Regions from separate parts of the Homo sapiens genome. Here region 2 is linked to region 1. A link is a contact called in ENCODE Hi-C or POLR2A ChIA-PET data. All regions are on one chromosome and are shown on one strand. Each heading gives the region's core, a stretch centred on a gene start or an enhancer-like site at or near the end of the contact. The rest is flanking DNA. Distances are from core to core; before and after follow the strand shown. Region 1 holds the start of DCAF12 (DDB1 and CUL4 associated factor 12). Region 2 holds the start of RPP25L (ribonuclease P/MRP subunit p25 like).

Evidence for each region. Hi-C counts contacts between places; a loop is a spot of excess contacts on that map. ChIA-PET counts read pairs that join two places held with the same protein, here RNA polymerase II (POLR2A). Pooled maps may share reads with other maps.
Region 2: a map of Right ventricle myocardium inferior shows a loop between it and region 1 (2.8-fold over the local background). The contact joins the promoter of RPP25L here to the promoter of DCAF12 in region 1. A Hi-C loop is called at or near these places in 1 of 168 maps with a recorded cell type or tissue (Right ventricle myocardium inferior) and 13 of 50 pooled maps. POLR2A ChIA-PET finds 5 or more read pairs at or near these places in 2 of 52 experiments (H1 and activated CD8-positive, alpha-beta memory T cell).

The regions. Positions count from the first base shown.
Region 1 is chr9:34,124,296-34,128,460 of GRCh38, reverse strand. DCAF12 (DDB1 and CUL4 associated factor 12) reads left to right here and starts at 1,763. Exons shown (of 9, transcript NM_015397.4): 1 at 1,763-2,107; 2 at 3,184-3,438. The coding sequence starts at 2,030. RefSeq lists a silencer at 2,029-2,078 and an enhancer at 1,513-2,214.
Region 2 is chr9:34,609,667-34,613,831 of GRCh38, reverse strand. It overlaps RPP25L (ribonuclease P/MRP subunit p25 like), which reads left to right and starts at 1,735. Exons shown (of 2, transcript NM_148178.3): 1 at 1,735-1,768; 2 at 2,500-3,337. The coding sequence starts at 2,536. The coding sequence ends at 3,027. It overlaps DCTN3 (dynactin subunit 3), which reads left to right. Exons shown (of 7, transcript NM_007234.5): 7 at 1-286. The coding sequence ends at 50. RefSeq lists enhancers at 934-983, 1,111-1,160, 2,264-2,817 and a silencer at 1,561-1,800.

The DNA of each region.
Region 1 (4,165 bases), core at 514-3,013:
GGGCGACAGAGCGAGACTCCGTCTCAAAAAAGAAAAAAAAAAATTAGCTGGGCAACGTGGCGAGCACCTGTAATCTGAGCTACTCAGGAGGCTGAGGTAGGAGAATCACTTGAACCCAGGAGGCAGAGGTTGCAGTGAGCCGAGATCGTGCCACTGCACTCCAGCCTAGGCTACAGAGTGAGACTCCATCTCAAAAAAAAAAAAAGAAAAGAAATCGCGAGCTCTGCTATAAGGTACATTTGGGGATGGTTCCTAGGTTGTGAAGATGAAGTAAAGGAACTTTGAGAAAGAGACTGCAGCAGTGCCCAGTGTGCCCCTCTTGGCACTGACAGCCCAATCTGAGCCTAGAGATTCTCAAAGGATTCCAGACTCTTGCCCAGGGGCTCTTGGGTCATCCAGAGCATTGCGGGGCAAGACAGAATTAGAACAGACTCAAAAAAGAAAGCTGACCCACTCCTGACCCACTCACTATGTGCATATCTCTAAAGGGACAGGCCTGACCAAATAAGATGGAGCTGCCTTTCGCAAGACATTAGGGGTTAGTGGTAGTGCCGACTTGGGATGGCAGGAGACCCTGCTTCAATCTGGTCTTTGATTCGGCTTGGAAAACAAATCCAAATCTCCTTGTTGACAGAACTTGAGATGGTCCAACAGAGCTCCTTGGAGGTATGAGGCCTGAGGCCTGAAGCCTGAAGTGACCAGCAGGTAACTGGGCACCACAGCCTGAGGCCAATCAGCCCCAAGCAAGAGCATCCTGCTTCCTCAGAGGGTTTGTTTGCTTGAGGAAAGCGAAGGCTGGCAGTCATATTCCTTCAGGATCTTCCAAAAATGTTGGCAAGGGTGATCCTGATGAAGCCCCCTTGTTTGGAGGCCAATGCCAGCTCTAACTGGACTGGCAAGCCAAAAATGACCACTCTCTTTCCTGTAGTTCAGAATTCCCGACCTGCCCTAATGGAGACGCAACCTGAATCCAAGAGTGAGGCAGGCAGCTACAGATAAGTTTACAGCGTGATGACTACTTCATAAAGCACAAAAGACCATGTGGTTTAGATGGCAGGTCATGGAAATCTAAAGGGAATGGTGAAGTTGCACCGTAAGGGGAAGGTGACTGAGGAGCTGAAACTGACTGAGGGGCTGAAGCATTTCGGACAGGAGAAAGGATCAGGAGGAGACAGAGCGGAGAATGGAGCCTCAGGGCTACCCAGCGGTGGGAAGAGGGTAGCCAGAGACTCGTAGGGCGGCCTGGGTTGGTTGTGCTGGGCAGGTTCTCAGTGGTGGGAAAGTCTGGCCACACTGCCCTGACTTCCTGACTGGACTTCACCTCGAGGGTGGGAGCGGTTCCTGCCCCCCACCCCCCCACCCCCCTGTCCAGCCCTTGGAGCCAGGGCACGGTTTGTGACAGATTCAGGGAAACGTTTGGTGCCAGATGGGAGGTAACCGGGTTAAGGCCTGCACTAGGGAGGATTCCTTCCCCCAGCAGCACTGGTGGTCCTCACTTCCGGGTGCCTGCGGATAGGCGGGCTGGGGTCGGAGGTCGGCGGCCAGAAGCCAGATTCCCTTGGCCCCAGCTCGTCCACTTCCATCCAGCAGTAGCCAAACAACCGTTGAAAATGGCCTGGCGGCGGCCGGGAAACACCAGAGAACTATCTTCCAACCCCTAGATCCCGCCCATCTCGTTCCGGCGGTGTTTCCGTGGCGACGCTATCCGAAGTGCGGCTGCGCAAGGGTGACGGCGCGCGAGCAAGGGGGAGGGGGTGTTTTGGTTCTAGCCGCTCGCCGTCCTTGCAGGCTCTGCCGTCGGAAAGCCGCTCATTCTCGCTTCCCCTTCCCTTTCCCGGCTCAAGTCCTTCCTCTCTCTTTCCTTTCTTTCCGCCTATCTTTTTTCTGCTGCCGCTCCGGGTCCGGGCCATTTTCCGGGCCGGGCGCACTAAGGTGCGCGGCCCCGGGGCCCAGTATATGACCCGCCGTCCTGCTATCCTTCGCTTCCCCCGCCCCATGTGGCTGCGGGGCCGCGGCGGCGCTGCCCACTATGGCCCGGAAAGTAGTTAGCAGGAAGCGGAAAGCGCCCGCCTCGCCGGGAGCTGGGAGCGACGCTCAGGGCCCGCAGGTGAGGGTTGAGAGGCCGGCACCTGGGTGGTGAGGCTGAGGAACCAAGATGGGCTTAGGGTCCGCAGATCCTGCGACGGGAATCGGGGTCCAGGGTCTGCAGTCAGAGGCAAAACAGGAATGGGTTCAGGGCCTATAGGGTCAGGACTGGACCCTCGTTAACTGGAGGGCAGATAGGCCAGGGCGGTGAGGAGCCAAAGGGGAACTCAGGAATGGGACATAATCCGCGGGAGGCCTGCATTCGTGGATAGGGCTTGAAAAGAAACCAGAATCTTGGCTTTGGAGGAAGGGGAAACCGAAGTTAAGGGAATCGGAAACAAACTCTGGTAGAGTGAACTCTACCTTCCATGGGCCCTAGGAAGCTGGGATGATTGCGTCCCTCCTGGAAGAAGGAAGTAGTCTCCCTATATGTATACCCAACCCTGAGCTGGGCCTTTCGGCGTTTGGACCCCAAAAGAAACAACAGTTCCCAGGTATCATCTCTATGCCGCCCCCTTTGGAGGGGAAGGCCTTCTTGGACATAGATATGGCCTCTGATTTCCCGGGGGCCTACTACCCCGTTGGCGGTTGATTTTTCGAATTCTGCAACTGCCTGGAGCGCGGGCATGATGACAGAGGAACGGTCATTGATGATGCATCCCTGGAAGACCTGGGAGCCAGGTCTGGCTCCTTGGACTGTATCTTCCGTGCTCCAGTGGGAGTACAGACTGAGAGGGAGAAGGGGGCTGGGTAGAGATGCAGCCCATGTCGGTATGGGAATCACTCTACCTCTCATTTCCTTCAATCTTTCACTCCTAAAATGTCTAGTAAACCTTTTAGTCTGTTCTATTCTGCATTCATTCCCTTGACTTTCAGCCCTTGTAATTCACATTGGTAAGTTTGACTGTGAGCAACATCTTTTTAATGTTGGAAGAGTTAAACGACTTTCTGGATTGAGATTCTTGTTCTCTTGTGTTTGTATTTGTGTTGTTTGTAAATTCTGCAGTATGAGTTATGAGTTGGTGATTTCTGTAATACAGTAGGATCTGTTCTGAAGAAGAGTAGCCAAAGCCCTGATTTCTAATGTTGTTTCCACAGTTTGGCTGGGATCACTCGCTTCACAAAAGGAAAAGACTTCCTCCTGTGAAGAGATCCTTAGTATACTACTTGAAGAACCGGGAAGTCAGGCTACAGAATGAAACCAGCTACTCTCGAGTGTTGCATGGTTATGCAGCACAGCAACTTCCCAGTCTCCTGAAGGAGAGAGAGTTTCACCTTGGGACCCTTAATAAAGTGTTTGCATCTCAGTGGTTGAATCATAGGCAAGTGGTGTGTGGCACAAAATGCAACACGGTAAGTGCCTGGGGGGATGTGACCTCTCTCCTAGGTCGTGGATATATTGCTCCACTTGCTCTAGAACCTCTGCTAGTTTTCCCGTCTGTTTCTTTTAGGAGGGACTTGCCTTACTCTCCTTTCCATTCTTTCCCGTTGGTGACTTCTTCCTCTTTTCGTGTTCCTTTTTTCACTCATACATTTCTTTTCTGATAAGTCCTCAAAGGAGTGTATTTCTTCAGGCCCTCTCTGGATGTGCTGCTTCTAGAGGGTTGTTTGTTTGTTTGTTTGTTTTTGCCTCATATTTTTATGCTGGTTTTTAAGTCATAGGCCTCAAAGGAAAGATTTAAGAAATAATGATGCTTAGAGCATCATTCAGGATACATAATAGTGAAAACAGCCTAAGAACGTATGTCGAAGTATTTAAAATAGCACACTTGGCTGTTTTTTAGTGAACAGAATCTAAAAATGTATAAACTGAAATATGAGAAATACATGAACTGTTTCCTATAAGGAAGGCAGGGAATGTGTGTCTGGTAGTATATTTCAGGGTATAAGCATTAGCTCTTTGGAAAGTAGCCTTTTTAAGAGTGAATAGAAAGACAGTTATAAATGAATGAAGTGAAAAATTTCTCAGTAAGCTTTGTAACCAACCCAATTATAGGCCAGGATAAAATAAGTCAAAGAGCAGAAACGTTTGGAATAGAGTCCACGAATAGCATGATGTCACAAGACTGGCAAATGAAAA
Region 2 (4,165 bases), core at 486-2,985, 490 kb before region 1:
TACTTTGCCAGCTAGAGGCCGCCACGCAAGTGAAGCCAGCAGAGGAGTGATAGCTGCTCCCCATCCCAAAGTGGGCCTGGGCAGTCAGGCTCCAGGGCCCTATGCCAACCTGCCTTTGTTACAAGGCAGAGGAAGCTTTGTATTTATTGGCTTCAAGGCCCACCTCTCTGTACTCTGGGCTCTAAAGTTGGAGGTCAGGTTACCTGAGGTTTGCAATTTGCAACACCCACCCTCCCCCCAATCAGTGTTCTTATTTCAGTGACAATAAACCATAGAGATGACTGGAGGAGTGTGCTGGCTTCTTGGTCTAGGATGGAGGTGGTAGGGGGCAGAGGTGTCAGCCTGCCTAATCGTTTGACTGGGAACTAAACTCATCCTGGTCTGGCTTTCTGGCAGGTGTAGAGCTCTCAAAATGAAGGCTCTCATTTGATTATGTGAATAGGATATTCCTTTATGTATCCATTTATCCCACATTTACCAATAAGAGACCTCCAAATGTCAGATGATGGGAGTAGATAGGGCTAATCCCTGCCCTGCACGGGCTAGCAGGATAGACAGTAAAGGAAAAGGGCAGTCCTATCAGGTGGACACAGAAGAAAAAAGGGACTGAAGGGACCTGGTAAGTGATATCCAGGGACTTTCAGAGCCAAGGGAGCAGCATGTGCAAAGGCCTTTAAATTTCTCTCTTGGGAGCCTACCTGCTGCCACGAGCCGAGAAGGGCAGCCTAAGAGGTTTGGATGCAGGAAGTTTTGGTCCTGGGGAGGGGAAGTTGGGAAGTAGGGGCGCTGGGGCAAGCATGTTGAGAAACAGATTGGCACCGTAGTCCACCAAATGTTTGCTGCCCCCTTGTGGTCTCAGGGAGTGCTCTGGCTCCAGACCCTTTTTCCAACGGCCCATTGGCCGCCCCGCCTTTGCGACCTCTCCGGCACCTCAAATTCAGCGTGTCCAAACCGATCTGAAACCTGGGAGTCACCCTAGATCGGAATTTCCTACTTCTCCGTCCAAACAGTGGCCAACTCGTCACTGAACCTACTAGTATCTCCCAACTTAATCTTTTTTCCATTCCCACCGCGATTTCTCTGGTTCATTAATGTAACAAATCATTTAACAAATATTGAGCGCCGGTCATACGCCAGGCACCATACTAGGCTCCGTGGGCACCCCCGCCCCCTCAGCCCCCAGACTCCGCGGCAGGTGTCGTCAGGGGCTGTGGCCCGATTTCCCCACCACTCCCTCCTCGGCTCCCTGCACAAGATCTGGTTCGACTGGCCCCTGGAAAACCCGGAAAACCCCCGTGGTCCGCCAGCGCCCACAGGATGAGGTCGAAGCTCAGAAGTCGGTAACTAAGGCTCTCGCCCATGCAACAGCAGCCACTACAAACTGAAGCCTTTGTTCGCACCCACGGTGAAACCCACAGCTCCCCGTTTGCTCAACAGCTAACGCCAGCCCTCCCATCTTCTAAGGGCCAGATCCCCCTCCTTCAGACGCAGGACTTCCCCGACGGCCGCTCCTTTCTACCGCAGGGAACTGTCCTGCCTCCCTCCGGGGCGTAACAGCGGAGGCTGCGCTCGTGTTCCCATCCCCGCTGGGACTGGTCCGGGGCGCTCTGGCCAGCGGGTTGTTTCCGCGGCGGAGATGCCTCGGGGCCCGTCCCTCACGCCCCGCCCCTCACGCCCCGCCCCCTCGGGGCGTGCGCGGCCCCGCGGCCTTAGTGCGCTCCGGGCCCGCGCGCCATCTTGGCTCCGGATCGTGCGTGAGGCGGCTTCGGTGAGAGCCGGAACCGGGCGGGCAGAGGGGCGCTCGTAGGGTTGGGGGACGCCTGTGGCTTGGCTGCAGCGGCCGGCAAGACCCTGGAAGAGACCGTGGCTATGGAAACGGCCAAGGCTGTCTTGGAATGTCCTGAGCAGCCCTCCGAGTCGAGCCTCTGCCCCCGAGTTTCTGAGTGACCTGGGTTGATATAGATTGACCTTGGTAATCTCTGGGAGAGGGGATCCGTTCTGTTTGGGGGCAGCACTGGATAAGGGTTCTTGGCTGTTTCCCGGGGGGCCTGGGGCGAAGGGCCTTGTCCCTGTCCTTGTAGAGCCCCAAGTGAGGAGCGCTCTCTATTGGTATTAGTCTGGGGTGAGGGTTCCAGGCCCTGTTCCAAGGAGCCCAGGATAAGGGGGGCTAAGCCCCAGTCCTGGAGAGTTTAGGATGAGGGGGCCTGGCACTTTCCCAAAGAGCTCAGTGTTTGGGGAATGTGATCCTGCCTCTTGGACTCCAGGATTGGAGGTGGGGGTGTTATGGCCCTTGTAGAGGAACGGGGTGTATGGGGTACAGCCCTTTCCCAGACTGCGGCAGGCATGGACCTTGTCACGAGATGCTAAGGACAAGGGGACATGATCCTGTTTCTGGGAAGTCTGGAACGGGGAGCAGGGCCATATCCTGGATGGAGATAGGGGATGGTGGACAGTGACTTGGGGCACATTGCTTAGCACTTACCTGATGCTTCCCTGCAGTGGGCAGCGAGAGTCACAGACAAGACAGCAAGCAGGATGGAGCACTACCGGAAAGCTGGCTCTGTAGAGCTCCCAGCGCCTTCCCCAATGCCCCAGCTACCTCCTGATACCCTTGAGATGCGGGTCCGAGATGGCAGCAAAATTCGCAACCTGCTGGGGTTGGCTCTGGGTCGGTTGGAGGGCGGCAGTGCTCGGCATGTAGTGTTCTCAGGTTCTGGCAGGGCTGCAGGAAAGGCTGTCAGCTGCGCTGAGATTGTCAAGCGGCGGGTCCCAGGCCTGCACCAGCTCACCAAGCTACGTTTCCTTCAGACTGAGGACAGCTGGGTCCCAGCCTCACCTGACACAGGGCTAGACCCCCTCACAGTGCGCCGCCATGTGCCTGCAGTGTGGGTGCTGCTCAGCCGGGACCCCCTGGACCCCAATGAGTGTGGTTACCAACCCCCAGGAGCACCCCCTGGCCTGGGTTCCATGCCCAGCTCCAGCTGTGGCCCTCGTTCCCGAAGAAGGGCTCGAGACACCCGATCGTGAAGACCTGCTGAGCCAGCCTGTTCTCCGGGCCTGAATGTCTGGGGTGCTTGTGCCTTTTCTGAGAAGCGTTGTGACTGCTCAACATCCCCATCAAGGTTTGAGTCCACAAAAGTGGACCTCCCTATCATGCTTCCCCTTCCCTCTAGCATGTGGGAAGGGACTGCTGTGAAGAATGACAGATGTGGGGCCTCTGCCAAGTTCTGCATTGCTAAATAAGGGCTTCCTCTGCCTTCTACCTACAGTGCATTTGAACTGCCTTCTGAAAGAGGTCCAGGGAGGGATTTAGGAAATAAAGTTTCTACCTATTTGATGAGCCTCTACTCAGCCTGCTATGTGGAGTGGGATTAAAGAAATGGGAGTCCCCGCCCTTACCCCGGGGGGCTGATCGGGTGAAGACAGAGGAAGAGTAGTAGGCTCAGGCCGGTGCTGGGAGAATATAGTGTCTACAAGAAGCCTCAGTCAGTACTGAATATATCTAATTCCCTGGATAGTTATTTGCCCCTGCTTTGGCCTGGTTTAGGAACACTGCCAGGTCAGACATTTCTCTCCATCTGCAGCATACAGTATAGTATAGTGGTTGTGAGCATGGACTCTGGTACCAACCTGCCTGGGTTTCAATCCTGGTCTGCCACTTATTAGCAAGTTACTGCTCTGTGCCTTAGTGGTCTTATCCATAAAACAGGAATACGATAGTGTTTATCACATAGGATTGTTATGAGATTACATAAGGAAATATACATATATGACATTTAGATACCACACTGGCACATAGTGCTATTAAGTGTTAATTGCTATTATCGTTATTAATGACTTACCTATCCCAAATGCAACAACTGTCTCACACCTCCTTCCCTCCAGCTTCCTTGCCCCAATCTCAGCTATGGAGCTGGACTCTGCTTTGAAGAGACAGAGGCCTTTCGAACTCCCTCATGTTCCATCTTCACCTCCAGACCTGTCTGTATACACATTTATCCTCAACTCCACTAGTTTGCAAACATGCTTTTTCCTGTCTTAGAATCATATCTTTGGGTTGGGCACAGTGGCTGATGCCTGTAATCCCAGCACTTTGGGAGGCTGAGGCAGGAGGATTGCTTGATCCCAGGAGTTGGAGACCAGCCTGGGCAACATAGTAGGGAGA